Linked DNA regions of Homo sapiens: region 2 is linked to region 1. A link is an interaction called in ENCODE POLR2A ChIA-PET data of the cell type or tissue named here. Cell type or tissue: CD4-positive, alpha-beta T cell. All regions are shown on one strand. Links, peaks and the distances in the headings refer to the core of each region. The heading gives the core; the rest is flanking DNA. Region 1 overlaps TANC2 (tetratricopeptide repeat, ankyrin repeat and coiled-coil containing 2). Region 2 overlaps ACE (angiotensin I converting enzyme).

Region 1 (12,226 bases), core at 4,893-7,392:
GGGATGATTCAAGCACGTTACATTTATTATGCATTTTTATATTATTACATTGTAACATATAATGAAATAATTATACAACTTACCATAATGTAGAATCAATGGGAGCCCTGAGCTTGTTTTCCTGAAACTAGACAGTCTCATCTGGGGGTGATGGGAGACAGTGACAGATCATTCGATTCTCCTAAGGAGCATGCAACCTAGATCCCTCGCATGCGTAGTTCATAATTAATAGGGTCTGCACTCCTATGAGAATCTAATGCTGCAGCTGATCTGACAGGAGGCGGAGCTCAGGTGGTCATGCTCACCCGCTGCTGCTCACCTCCTACTGTGCAGCCAGGTTCTAACAGCCACAGACCCATACTGGTCTGTGGCCCTGGGGCTGGGGACCTCTGACTTACTTAAAGCAATTTAAAAACTCACCAGAGCTCACTATTTAAAGGGACCCAACAGCAAATCCTCTAATAAGGTAACAGGAGTCCCTGCTTCCCCGCGTTGGTCTCAACTTTGTCTTCTGCATTGTAGCTGGTCTCTAACGTGTAGGAGCCAGAACGGAGAGGTCTTTCCTTAGGGCACCTGTAGAGTCCCTCCTGAATCAAGGCTTCCATGTGGACCTTTATTTTTATTTTATTTTTTTGAGACGGAGTTTCGCTCTTGTTGCCCAGGCTGGAGTGCAATGGCGCAATCTCAGCTCACTGCAACCTCCGCCTCCTGGGTTCAAGCGATTCTCCTGCCTCAGCCTCCTGAGTAGCTGGGATTACAGGCATGCGCCACCACACTCAGCTAATTTTGTATTTTTAGTAGAGATGATGGGGTTTCTCCATGTTGGTCAGGCTGGTCTTGAACTCCCTACCTCAGGTGATCCACCCGCCTTGGCCTCCCAAAGTGCTGGGATTACAGGTGTGAGCCACCACGCCCAGCTGAGTGTGGACCTTTATTTACTGAAAAGCATTCAAAGCACAAGGCTTGATACATGTCACAAACTGGTTCCTCAGTCAGCATCTCATTTCTGTTTTTTTTTTTTTTTTTTTTTTTTTTGCACCAGCCTCTGAATCTTATGGGTCTCTGTGAATATTGAAGTGATCCCAGTCACCAAGGGATGATGCCTCCCTCTCCAGCCAGCCACTTCACCTCTTCCTCTACGAATCTCTGGCTGGATAATAGCAGGGACCTCATTTTCTTACTGGGGTCCCAAAGCGACTCCTCTTGACTGTGGCATAGAGTTATTTCTCCAAACAAGCACGCGGCATTTCCCAAGCCATCCTCCTGGACCCAGCGCCTGCACTCCGTGGGGCGCCATTCGGGTTGCTTGCTCTTTTCAGACCATCCCTTCTGAGAGAGGAGGCAGCGTGGTGGAGGGAAGAGCTGTCAGTGTGGCTGATTCAGAGGCCTACCTGTGCCTCTGTGACCCTGAGCAACTTCAGCTCTCAGGATCTGCTTCTGCATTTGTTTTGGAGACAGCAGTGTCGTCTGTCGAGGTGTGAGGAATACATTAGGGAACACATGTGAAGTCCCTATCACAGTGTCTGGGACACAATGGACCTCCCAAGAGGATGGCCTGTTAGAATGGACTCTGAGCACCTTCTCTTCTATGTGGGCCCTCTCTTCATCACAGGGCCTTCCAGACATGATACCTGTTATCAGTGCCCCATCTTATTCCTGAGAATGGAATAACTCAGCTGCCAAGACTCCAAGCTCCTCCAACTTGTTTTTAAAGCTGAAAGAGGGTGACTCCATTCCCCGCTGGTTCGCCTACCCATTCCCAGCCGACCGCAGGGGAGTTTGGCCACCATGTGCACGTGCGTACTGTGTCTGCCTGCAGTTACCAAAAGGTACCCATGAGCAGATATCCAGGGGAAGAAAGTCTGACTTACTTAGTGCTTCGGAGGATCTACACAGACTTCTGCTGAGTTTGCTGTTTGCTTCTACTCTGAGTAGCTTTTTATTAAGGTTGAGGGTAAATTCTTTTTAAGAAGTATTAATATTTTAAATGAATCACTCCTTTTCCTTTCCTCCAATGTCCCAGGACTTCTTAAAAAGCTGGGGGTTTGGCCAGGTGTGGTGGCTCATGCCTGTAATCCCAGCACTTTGAGAGGCCAAGGCGGGAGGACAGCTTGAGGCCAGGAGTTCAAGACCAGCCTGGGCAACATAACAAGACTCCATCTCTGCAAAACAAAACAAAAGTTAGCAGGGCGTGGTGGCATGCACTGTGGTCCCAGGTACTTGGGAGGCTGAGGTGGGTGGGTCACTTGAGCTCAGGAGGTTGAGGCTGCAGTGAGCTATGATCACACCACTGCACTCCAGCCTGGGTGACAGAGTGAGACTCCATCTAAAAACAAAACAAAACATCTAGGTCGGGCACAGTGGCTTATGCCTGTAATTCCAGCACTTTGGGAGGCTGAGGTAGGTGGATCACTTGAGGTCAGGAGTTTGAGACCAGCCTTGGCAACATGGCGAAACCCTGTCTCTACTAAAAATACAAAAATTAGCTGGGCATGGTGGCGGGTGCCTGTAATTCCAGCTACTAGGGAGGCTGAGGCAGGAAAATTGTTTGAACCTGGGAGGAGGAGGTTGCAGTGAGCCGGGCTCACGCCATTGCACTCTAGCCTGGGTGACAGACTCTGTCTCAAAAAAAAAAAAAAAAAAAAAAAAAAAAGAAAGAAAAAATATAAATTAAAAAGCTGGGGTTTTGCCAATGACTTTTTTTTTTTTTTTGAGATGGACCCTCGCTGTGTCACCCAGGCTGGAGTACAGTGGCACGATCTCGGCTCACTGCAAGCTCTGCCTCCTGGGTTCATGCCATTCTCTTGCCTCAGCCTCCCGAGTAGCTGGGACTACAGGTGACTGCCACCACGCCTGGCTAATTTTTTGTATTTTGTTTAGTACAGACGGGGTTTCACCGTGTTAGCCAGGATGGTCTCGATCTCCTGACCTCGTGATCCGCCCGCCTCAGCCTCCCAAAGTGCTGGGATTACAGGCGTGAGCCACCGTGCCCGGCCCCGACTTACCCATTTTTTAATGAAATAACTGGAGCAGCCCAGGAATGGTTTTGAGATTGAGCAGGTGGCTGCTGCCAGAGTCCCCTCTTCTCTTTGAAGGCAACTGTGGCATCTAGGCTGGGCTGTGTGTTGCCTGCAGTTTGTCTGCTTCCCTAGGCTTTGGGAAATGCAGGTATGCACAGCAGGAATGTTTGTTTAGCACAAATCTGATGTCAAGAGGAAGTGGTCTCCCTCCTCGCTTGTCCCTGAAGTAAACACAGAGGTAGCAGTTAAACAGGAAAGGCTGCAGGCTCAGTGCTGCTCCCCCGCTTCCCCACTCCCTTTTAGATGGTATTGAGTCTCCAGCCAGTTGCAGGAAACCTGCCACTTTTCCATTCACAATGCAGCTGCCTAGCTCTCTATATGGTGAGGACTGGAGTTCGACCAGATTTCTGATGAAAAGACAAAGCCCCTGGAAGCAGTGGGCCTCCAGTTGTGACGAAGCCCTTAGGTCTGCAGTGGGAGCTGTGCCCTCTGCTCGCTACCCTCTCAGCATGCAGCCTCTAAACACAGCCACTCAAGCTGGCAGCCCACCTCAGCCTTGGCTTTGGTAGGGTGGCTGGATTGGGTGCAGCTTCAGCTACAAAATGAAACAAGAGCTCAGTGCTCCCTGGGTATAGCTAGAGAGAAACCTCTTCCAATGAAGAAAAAGCCCCCCTTTCTCAACAAATGTCACAGGCCTGTGCTGACAGCTCCTTAGAACGGCGTCTCTTGTCCACAGCTCTCTTGAGGGCCTACCACAGTGTCCAACTCTGAGGAGAGGAGGTGCTCAATAACGTGACCGAGCAAATAAATGCACAAAGGGGTGGCTCTGAATGTCCCACAAGAGACCAAGCAAATCATCGGGAATTTGGCCTTAGCCCTAACCTGCCCAATTCCTCCTGAGGGAGGGTGCCCCCATCACTGCATCCTCAGGAGGGTAAGCTTAAAAGCCAGCTCCCTGAAGAGGCTGTAATGGAAGGAGAAAAGCATCACAACACCATGGTTTTCCAAGTGTTAGCCATTTATAAATAAGTACATTTGCTTTCATACATACAGTTCCTTGTACAGATGACAATCTGTATACATGGGGCAGGAAAATGCATTCATTTGAACTTTTCACATCTATCTCACACAGCTCACATGTACAGACAATAAAACTGCTCAAGCAAGTACAGCAAAGGAAAATGTCTTTCCTTATACACAGGGGTAGATGCCTCTGTGGGGTGTGGGGCATCCCCACTGCACGGCTTCACAACTGTGTGGTGTTCAATATATCAGGAGAGAGAACAAACATGCATTGGATAATATACTGTACAGAGAAAGTCCTTTACATCTGAGTCATAGAAAACCTAAAGGAAAACTAAGTGCATTAAAGCTTTTTCCAGCAAGTGTCTTGAAAGGACAGCAAAGAGGAGGAAGAATCAAAATCATATTAGTACAAATCACTCTTTAATTGTAGACTGTACATGTCTGTACTAATTAAAATCATCTTGGATTTGGAGGAGACAGAACAGAGACAAAGATGCTGTGCTAGATGGAAAGGAGGCCACGCCTGAAAAGGCACCTGCCCTGAGCCTGATGAGGAACTGGCCTCACTCAGCAGGAATCAGCCAAAGGAAACAAAAAACAAAACAAAACCAGAACAGGAAGTGTAACTTACAGGATTTCCAAAATCACCTGTGAATGAAGTGGAGATCTGGAGCCGGCATCTCTTAACTTTTTTTTTCCCCCCAGTAAATTGGTATGCAATAAGGCAGGTACATTCAAGTACTGAATTTTCCAGAATTAACTCTTGTCTGGCGCTGGGGACCAAAGGGATTGAGTTGAGCCCCCTCTAACCAGACTTTCTGGTTAGCGATTAGCAAAAGAAAAATTCAGCCAGCAAGTGCTACAAAAACAAAGCAGCTAGGGCACTTCCGTTCCACAGAGTAGGTCTACCTGGAAAAATGAGCGCGGCGCTGGCCTGATCTCTACGCGTCCAGCGGCAGCCTGGCAAGTCAGCTCAGCGTCGGTATCAGAGTCAGCAGGAGGCAATGAGATGATGGGGTGAGGAAACATGAAAGTAACACTTGATTTTTGGTGTCCAATTATGCGTTCATTTGGTACTGACTTTCAAAGCTCTGACTGTGGCCACCATGTGGCCACAAGCATCTCAGGGTGGCTCACCTGCTGTGAGGCTTTGGACACCGAAATGAAGGTTACCAACACTTCAGCCCTTGAGTGGTCTGTATGACAAAAGGAGTTGATGAAAACCCAGTGATTATTCAAGTAGCTCTGCACAGTGGCTCCACCAGCCCCATTGTGCTTGTGTCCAGGCCCCCAGCCAGCCACCTTTTCTTGGGAGCAGCCAGAGCTGAGTTCAAGGCATTGCATGGTGAAGGGTTCCATGACACGTCTTTGCAGGTAGCTCTTGCCCCTAAGCCCTTTGTTCATTGTTGTTAGTCATGGTAGATGGTCGGTCTGGAATTCCTAGAGGAAGAGGAGAAAGAGCTGCACCTCCCAGTGAGCGAGCAGCAGGACCGCACAGCCCTCGGTGTGGAGGCAGCAGCCGGCTGCCTTTGCAGGTCGGTTTCTTGAGAAATGGGCAGCCCAGGAACAGACAGGCAGGGTGTGCGAGGCTGCTGGGCACTGGGAGCATCAAGAGGAGGCTGGGCACAGGGGCGGGCACCTCTTGCCCCCTGGGATAGCCTATTCCATTTTGTGGCAAAGATTCAGTGAGCACTGGTTTTGTCCAAGGCATTTCTGCAGTAGAAAAATAACTCTCTCTGAATCAAACCACCCAACTGTGACGCTTCTGGAGTTATAAAAGCTGGAGGCTGAGAGGAACTGACAGGAGGGAGGCTCATGGGGAAGAAGGGGCTTCTCCATGTACCCATCCCTCTACCAGAGCAAGGGAGCTCTGGTCAACCTTCTTCCAGCCTCTGCCTGGCTGAAGTCCAAAGCATGTAGTGTTCAAAGAGTTCGTCTTGCACAACTGGCACAGATGCACGAAGACCCCTTCCAGGCCTCTGTTGCCTTCTCCTGAACCTCTGAGCCCGCTTGCCTGTTGCCCTGGAAGCAGCTCCTCTCTCCCGAGGGGATGCCGCTGTTCTTTGCTACAAAACAAGCGCAGTGCAGAGCCACAGTGACACCTAGTGGTAAACTATGGTGAAGCACAAGTGACATCCACATAGCCCACTGTACGTGACTAAAATCTAAGGAAAAATACTTATGGATATTAAATTAGATACTGATTAATTTTTAATTTTTTCTATTGGGTACATCTCTGGAATATAAAAATACCAATATTTAGAGAGGGGCTCATAAACTACTATACAATATTAAGGACTGAGAATACCTTTCTCTAAGCTGTTCTGTTTACAATAATTTAGGAAAAGTGTTTAATAATCCAGGCTTAACTACATTAGCAAACTTGTATATCTGGACAACGACCTGGGGTACTGTACATGATTCTAATTAGTGGAATTTTCCTGAGCCATCGAGTTTAAGTTATACACATCTAAAAAGAGGGGCACATGGGGGAGGAGCGAGAAGGGTTTGTGCTCTATTAACTTGGGACTTTAATAGTGCACGTCTGCAACCCGGACAAGATACAACAGCAGATACAAAATGGTCTCCATTTTGTCATGCCAAATTCTCATGTTACACAGGTTTTCCCTTTACTTTGTAAATAAACATTAATTGTTAATTGTTAATTGTGTGCCTTACTGATCCAGTAGATAAAGTAACCGTGTCTCAGGAGTCCCTAAGAACATTGCTGGAAAAGCACTTTAAAATCACTGCAAATATTTTTCATATTAAAAAATTCTTAATCTTTTTGATGCTTATATACAAGTTATTTCTTGTGCTATAAATGTTGTGATCCACTGCTTGATGTCTTTCCTTTCCTTTTTTCTTGAAAAATACACTAAAAGACAAGAGCGGTTCTGCTATTTTCTAATGAAGACATTACTCACACTTAAATATCCAGTACTTCAGTTACAAATTCAAACAGTAAAGTGCACCCATTTATAGACATGATGTGATAGAAACCCATTAGTGCAAGAATCCTGGGCCAATGGAACATACAACTTGGTGAGAAACCTATTAAACTGAAGTTTGTCACCTCTGTCCTCCATTTCAGGGTGGTATGAATTGAGTAAGTTTCATCTGAAACATTTCCTCCCACCTGAAGCCAGACATGGACTCAGCGAGTGTTTGCTGCTGGGGAAGGGGCAGCTCTGAAATACAGTACTCGGATCATTCCATGGCAGTGAAGTAGCAAACAGGGCACAGGGCACAGGCAGTCTGCTTGTAAGGAAAAACGTCTCCTGCCCCAACAAGCTCTGGTTGGCATATTCTAGTCAAAAACAACTGGCATGCAGCAGTGATACCTACTCCCTCTTATGATGGCCAAAAAGAATGGCATTTTGACTGTTGACATTTTAGGTGTTTTGCCCATAGGGTATAGGCCCTAAATCTTTTTGTCCTGGAAAACTGAGAGACCCTGGGGAGAAGCGGCATCAGCGGCATATTTGTAAAGCTACAGGACCTGCTCATTCGCCTGGACAGGTGAGTGCGGGTGGTGTGTGGCGTTCCAAATGAGCAGGAGCACTTTCCTGACAGACACTGAGAAATTCTTCAAAATGCAGTGGCTCCTCAGCGAGAGGCGGTTTTAAGGAGTAAGATGTAAAGATGCCAGCAGTGCTGAGACCTGGCCAAAAAGCAATCTGAGAGGCCACTGGGCTCCTGGCTAGAGGTTGCCGCTAGAGCTACACATTTCATCTTCCTGATGTGAGAGAGAGGGGTATAGAGATGGAGAGAGGACGCTGATGCCTACCCTGGTCTAGCTGAGAAGGCGTCGCTGATGCCCACCCTGGTCTAGCTGAGAAAGCAGTCCTTAGGTATCAGGGAGTGTGGAAAGAGGCTGGGGCTTGAGTTAGTCTTGCTATTTGCTTTCAGCACAGAGACAAGTCCTGGCCTGTTTTAGGTTTGGGGGTGGAGAGGTCCGTCTATTTCGCAGAATCTAAATTAGTAAAGAAATGCTTCTGATCTCAGGTTCATGCTCCCTGTGTCTTAATGATCCCTTCAAAGGGCACTTACTTACTTACTTACTTACCAGACACATGGGACTGGTCGCAGCCAGATTTTTATTCAGGAAACTGCCCTTCCTGCAGCCCTTCCCTAACAGAGCAGAATGATTCCTAACAACAGAGAACGAATGCTCCTTTGTTTCGTTTCAGTTGCTTAGTTGAGTTGTTTAGTTGTAAGAGCTGATGTACAGCCAGTGCCAGGCCTGTGCCGAGGCTTTGGTTCCAATGTTCTTGCTATCCACTCAATAGTGGCCTCGCTCACTCAAAGGTCAGCCTACCAAATGACCACGAGACCTAGAAGATGTGTCTTCTAGACAAGCTTCAAGATCAGAAGCTTGCTGTCTATCTCATGCCCCCACCCAGGGCTGCAAAACAGGGCTGAAAGGGGTCTTTCTTCACCCTGAAACAGTTTTTGCTGCGTCTGACTTTAAAATATCACACTCTCATAAACACTCCTAGAAAAAGAAAAGAAACAGTTCCTGTAATAATAGATAATCAAACTATAGATCTCAAAATGGAAGTAGACAACAACGGGCATGACCCTGGGTGGAAATATTGGGACTCAGTCTCATGGTCCCAAGAGATTCCAATCTGCTTCTGAAAGAAACAATTTCTGTATGACACCATCTGGGTTTACAGGAAGAGGGCCACTAGAACAAAATCTGGCTGTAGGTGAAGATCCAACTAACGGGATTGTCACACCAGCCAGCCTTCGGTTAGAGTTTCCTTTTAGTGGAGTATGACACTCAGTGATGTATCAGGATCTAAAAAGTAGATGTCTCCAGAACAGACTTCCTATAGCCTTTCACTGAGAATCCAGAACAATCTTTTTTGTTTTTCTATGTATTCATTCCCTCCCCCACCCTGGAAAAGCAGCAGCTTTTAGTGGTTAATTGTCGGCTAAAAATCTAGAGAATAACTCTCAGTGAATTCTCTTAATAGCCACAATTCTCATCTAATTTCCTTGGCTGACTGCAATATTTAAAGGGCTGGCTGTTTTTGACATGTTCCTACAATGCCTCTTGGAAAATCAATGTAGTGACATTTTACATAATTATATTGGGGTTTTCTTCCAATTTAGCACTTAATTCTTCTCTCTCTGATCCTTTTACCCCCTAGGAAGACCAGCAATAATCCTAATGCACACTGCAGACCTGGTGGCTGCAGGGCGCTGGCGGTCTGGGGAGGGGCCACAGCATGAGAATGCGCTGCGGCTGGCTGTGTGGGTGACACTGGCTAAGGATGCAAAGGCAAAGGGGCATCGCACTCTTTCTAAAGTTTCTAGAAGAAAACGAACAAGAACACCTTATTTTTTAAAAAAGGAAAAAGACAATTACACAACAAGAACATCAGTGAAAGCGATTGTCTCCTGGAAAAAGCTGACCAGTGTGTCTGATCTCCCTGGGTTAAAGCACACAGCACGAAAATCTCCTCGTTGGCATCTGAAGAGAGGGAGAGAGCATGTGGCTGGGCACAGACAAGAGAAACTGAAGTCCTGGCTCCCGGGAGGCCGCTTCCCAGTCGGCTGCATGCAAAGGATTTCAGCATGTGGGCTGCCACCTCTGAACACCACACAGAAACTACATGAGAAATTAAGCCAGAGAACTACCTCGAATGTGGAAACCAAGCCTGAAAATGTGCAGTGAAAACATATGGGTCTCACTCCAACAAAACGTCTTTTAAACATTAGACTCCACGAACGGTCTCTTTGGTTTGATAGGGGATGTCTGCCCTTGCCGAGAGTCTCGGGACAGCTGCCTGTACAGGTTGTCCTGGTATGCCTGAGCCACAGGTAGAGTCCGAGCTACCTTCACGTCGGGATAGGAGGAGGCCTGGCTGACTCGCTCCAAGAGGTCTCCACGAGACCCGTTAGCCAGCATCCCATGGGGGCTGTAATAATCGTCCTCCAGCAAATGGCCATTCTGTGCATTGTTGGTTTTGTTATAAAAGGCAATGTTGCTGATGGATGATGGTGGACTGAAGGACTCAGGCTGAGGCAGGTTGCCTGGAGACGTGGGACTGAGGACGGTGTCCACAGATGACACTGCCCAGGTCCGATTCTGCTGGTGGAGGTGGGGGTACTGCTGAGTCCGTGCTGTTTTATCTATGATCCCCATGAATGGTGTGGTCCTGGATCGGGTGGGCTCACTGGGGTAACCTCCTTGAGTTGGAGACACTGGCGACAGCTCGTCACATGACCTCTCATATGCAGGTTTCAGTGGGATCTCCATTTGCTGGATGGAAGAAGATGGCCGGAAGGTCGGAGTTAGGTTGGAGGTGGAGGAGATACTATTGCTAGATGGAGAGAAGCGAAGGCCTACACTTTGGGAATGCAGCAACGGCCTGGGAGTTGGCGGGTGCGGTTTGATTTCGTTAGGGTTGACACTGATAGGTCTTCTGATTAAATGCGACACATCAGGGGAACCTAGTTGGCTGGAGGAGCGCTCCAGATCTAGTTTTGAGTGACAGACTGGGTAATAGGATGCTGACTGGCTGCGTCCGATCTGTGGTGTCTGGCTGTATCTCACGCCACCTCGGTATGCTGAGGAAGGTCGCTGTGGAAGATCCTCTTTGGTCAATCCTCCATGCTGACAGATGGCGCCTGCACTCAGGCTGGCTTGGACATGCTGCACCGGCCTTCCATCCCCTACGATTCCCCCAATTGACCCTTGATAAACCAACCGGCTCTGGCTGACTCCTATGTCTCCTTGTGAAGACTGGTATTTACTGGCCATTGAATGGGCTACTTGGCCATAGGCTCCTGTGGGGATGACGGTGCTTGAATGGACGGCTGGGCTGGGCTGGTTACTTCTCACAATCTGGGCCTTGGCAGGCTGTAGCCTGAGCCCTTGCTGGGGAACTGCCACAGGGAGCTGAGGCATCTGGTAGGGCCGCTGGGCCATTTTGGATAATGGAGATTTGGGTCTGCCAGGAAGCTGACTGACGCTTGTTTCCTGCTGATAGCGCACGGGTGAACCAGACTGGGATCTATAGACACTCATACTTTCAGCTGGAGGGCTGGCCCGATACTGAGGGCCTCTCCGGAGAGGGGAAGGGGGAGGGCTTGGGTATTCTTTGCCCTGTCCTCCCACAGGAGGGGGGCTGAAACGGTAAGATCCTCCCTGATGAGCCGGGGAAGTGTGTGGTGGGCTAGGCCTGTAATGTGAGTTCTGATGAGTTGGAGAAAGGGCAGGTGAGGTGGACTGATAGGTCTGTCTAGTGGGAGAGCCTACAGAACTACTGGACCGGAAGTCAAAAACCTGATGAGAGCCAAGAGGTGAGCTGGAGATGTAGGCTGAGTCCCGATGCGGGGGAGAGGAGGGTGGGCTCTGGATGACCGGGAGCCCCTGGCTGGGCCGGGCCTCTGTCTGGAGGCCAATGGAAACATTTTCAACATCCTGTTCCAGGTACTCCTCCTCGAATATATCCTGTACAGAGTATATGTCTTCATGCTGTGGCTCAGGTTCTGCTTCTTCCGGCAACTGCTGCTGAGGCTGCGGTGGCGGCGGTGGCTGCTGTGGCTGCTGCATCTGTCTACACTCTTCTTCCACTCTCAGCAGAAGTCTCTGGATCTCACGGTTGTTGGGACACAGCTTGATGGCCTCGTTCAGGTCCTCTAAGGCTGCTGCGAACTGTCTGCTTGACAAAATGTGAACACAGGAACTGGAGTTATTCTGAATCCAGAGAAATCACCAAGAGCTGAGAACATGGTCACTATCTCAGAGAGCTGTGGTGGCGTCTGTGGGAGTCTGGGGTATTTCGGTTTAGTTGGATTTATAGGGAAGGAAACAGGAAGACTCATTCTGGAAGAGTCCGAATGATTCCCTAACCCATTCGGCCTCCATCTTCCTTCTGGCCTCTCTGGGAATAGTGGAGAAATGCCCCATTTTGTCAGTCCAGCCAGGCCCTTCGGGAAGTTGTTTTGGTGCCCAAACACACACCAGGCAGTATGAGAGTTGGGTGGGGTTGTCATTTACAGGGTCACTGTCAAGTAGCTTAGGAACAAAAAAAACTACATATTTAAAAATCTTGCTGATCCAGCAGAAATTTTTCTTTATATTCTCAATATTTTAGCTCCAAATTTCAGGCCTGTTCTACTCTAGGCAAGAACCCTGTCCTCTGCCCTTTCTAACCCTC
Region 2 (2,500 bases), core at 1-2,500, 54 kb before region 1:
GGCCAGGTCCTTACCCAGCAGATGAGCAGGGATGGGTCCCCTGAGGTTGATGTATCTGTCTCCGTATCGGCGATGCAGTGCGCGGCGGACGAAGGCATGGAGGTTCAGGTAGAGGGGCTCTAGCTGTTGGTAGAGGTGTTCCAGATCGTCCTCGAAGGTGGGGGAGTTGTACCAGGAGCGCCAGTAGGCCCCCGTGTCTGTGAAGCCTGGGGGCGTGGGGGTGAGGTATGTAGCTCAGGCCAAAGGCTCGGACCTCAGCCTCTCAGCTGTAAGTCGGCTCTTCCACTGGCTCGAGGCCCGTGGATCTGCAGCTAGCTGGAAAATTGGCTTGGGGGTTGCCACTCTACAATTTCTAATTAGCTACAGCCAGCTAAACAGATCCTGGAGGTTCCCAGAGGCAAAGAGGAGCATCAGGGCCAGGAGTGACAGCAGGATGGCCACGTGGGGCAGGCCAGCAGCAAAGTCCAGGCACACTGGGTGCAGGCCGGTCCCACCTCCACTTTCTGGGAAACTCAGGGCCTGCTGGAATTGTCATACCAGCTGCTCTGCCTGACTCTGGGCTGGGACTCTGGGGAGACAGCTGAGAGAGGACACCTGGCGTGGTTCCTGGACAGGGAGAGGCCTGCTCACCGTCCTGCTTGTAGGCTTCATTGCTGAGGGCAGTGAAATCCTCGTACAGCGGTTTCAGCGGGATGCCCGCAGCGTTGTGCCAGCCCTCCCAGGCAAACAGGAGCATGGCGTAGCTTCGCGAGGAAGCCAGGATGTTGGTGAGATCTGAGACACAGGCAGGCAGGGTCGGTGAGGAGGCCTCCACGTTGAAGTCTTCAACGGCCTTCACCAGAGCCTGCACCAGTCCTTACTGCTCCCACCAGCTTCCTGAACATCACGGTGCCCCCAGAGACAGGGGCCACCTACAGGCCTGGTGGGAGGGGGCTGGGAGCTACAGAAACACCCAGGCAGGGCCCCTGCCCCAGAGACATGACCACCTAAGGTGGCTGACACCAAGGGGACACCCAAAGGCCAAAACCCAGACAGACACTTAGCGGCCTATTGGATGGAGTGCCTTCCTCGAAGCTGCTCATAAAGGGGGCTGGAGCGGGGTTTAAGGGGAAGCCACGAGGGGTCCCTGGCCTGAGGGCTCTTGGGGAACATGAGAGGACCCACGAAAGGGGAAACCAGGCAGCCAGGAGGAAGGCCTAGGGGTGATGGGAGAGGCCGAGGTACACACAGAAGTGGGGGCTGCAGCTGGAGATTCCGGAAGTCCACTTGCCAAGAGAAGCAGGGCGTGGGGGTATCTGCACCGTCCAGCCCCAGTTGGAGGGCAACACCTTTGGGTTTACCTGCTGTCTCCACAGACCCTACACAACTGCATGGTCTGGAGTGCAGCAGGGCAATGTGGGAACACTAGGGCACCGCCGAGAGGGGAGCTGCAAGGGCCGTACCTGGGTCCAGGGACCAGCAGGTGGCAGTCTTGTTGGGGAGGCAGACCTTGGCGGTGGAGTAGATCCTGCTCATGTTGCTTAGCAGGGCGTTGTACTGGGGAGTCAGAGGGGAGGAATGCTCCAGTGACCAGCCCCTGGGACATCTGCCCTCCCCTCGCTGCTAGAAGGAGGAGCCCACAGAGTGGATGTAGCTTGGACAAGGCCACTCAGTGGCACCGGGGCACTTCTGATCACTAAGTGTCACTTAGTGTGACCGGATCACTTCTGAGTCCCCTGCCAGTGGAGGCAGCCTGTGGAGTGGGGGACAGGAGTCCTGAAAGTCAGGGTCAGGGTCAAGTCCCAGCTTGGCACCACCCTGCAGTGAGGGCAGATCCCTCCCATTCTCTGGCTTTGGTGACTTCCCAGTCTTTCTCAACCTTTTCTCTCTCTCTTTTTTTTGGGGGGAGGTCTCACTCTGTCACGCAGGCTGGGGTGCAGTAGTGCAATCACAGCTCACTGTAGCCTTGACCTCCTGGGCTCAGGTGATCCTTCCCCCTCAGTTTCAAGAGTAGCTGGGACTGTAGGTGCACGCACCACCAAGCCCAGCTATTTTTTTTTTGTAGAGACGAGGTTTTGCCATGTTGGCCAGGCTGGTCTTGAACTCCTGGGCTCAAGCGATGCGCCCACCTCAGCCTCCCAAAGTGCTGGGATTACAGGCTTGAGCCACCACGCCCAGCCCTTCTCAACTCTTCCAAAGAAGCTCATAAACCAGCCTAGGGAGAAGTGTATTTGAATTTGGCTTCCTACTCCAGAATGCTTCCTTTAACAGAAAGTAACTCCCCACCCCATCTCCAAGAAAAATCAATGCTCAGAAAGCCATTCTGTGCTTACCTGGGCTTTCCCTTCTGTCAGGGCCCATGTGGATCCCAGGGTTCCTCCCTCCCTGATGGGCTGCTCTCCCCCGACCCCCACGATGGGGCACTAGGAGGCCGCCCCCGAGCTCTGCCTCAGCCCTCAGCCCACCTGCTGCCGCTTAGCCAGGGGCAGGTTGGCAGAGCCCAGGGTGCGCACAGCTCCGA

The links. Peaks named below come from ENCODE experiments on the same cell type or tissue, not always from the same donor. Only the 100,000 strongest peaks of a DNase experiment are listed, where the experiment ranks them.
Region 2: POLR2A ChIA-PET joins it to region 1 with 12 read pairs; 22 of 35 experiments call an interaction of 5 or more read pairs at or near these places.

Annotation. Positions count from the first base shown.
Region 1 is chr17:63,419,498-63,431,723 of GRCh38, reverse strand. TANC2 (tetratricopeptide repeat, ankyrin repeat and coiled-coil containing 2) reads right to left here. Exons shown (of 28, transcript NM_001394998.1): 28 at 4,021-11,725. The coding sequence ends at 9,769. Among named protein-coding and RNA genes, the nearest start is that of CYB561, 21 kb to the left of the region's middle. RefSeq lists an enhancer at 5,274-6,012. In CD4-positive, alpha-beta T cell, for the core only: a CTCF peak has its summit at 6,164 (motif pointing left); a DNase peak (open chromatin) is centred at 6,123.
Region 2 is chr17:63,478,043-63,480,542 of GRCh38, reverse strand. It overlaps ACE (angiotensin I converting enzyme), which reads right to left. Exons shown (of 25, transcript NM_000789.4): 2 at 2,445-2,500; 3 at 1,443-1,536; 4 at 631-774; 5 at 15-206. Among named protein-coding and RNA genes, the nearest start is that of ACE, 2.2 kb to the right of the region's middle. In CD4-positive, alpha-beta T cell, for the core only: a CTCF peak has its summit at 1,470 (motif pointing right); a DNase peak (open chromatin) is centred at 1,472; H3K4me3 peaks cover 188 bases; H3K27me3 peaks cover 478 bases.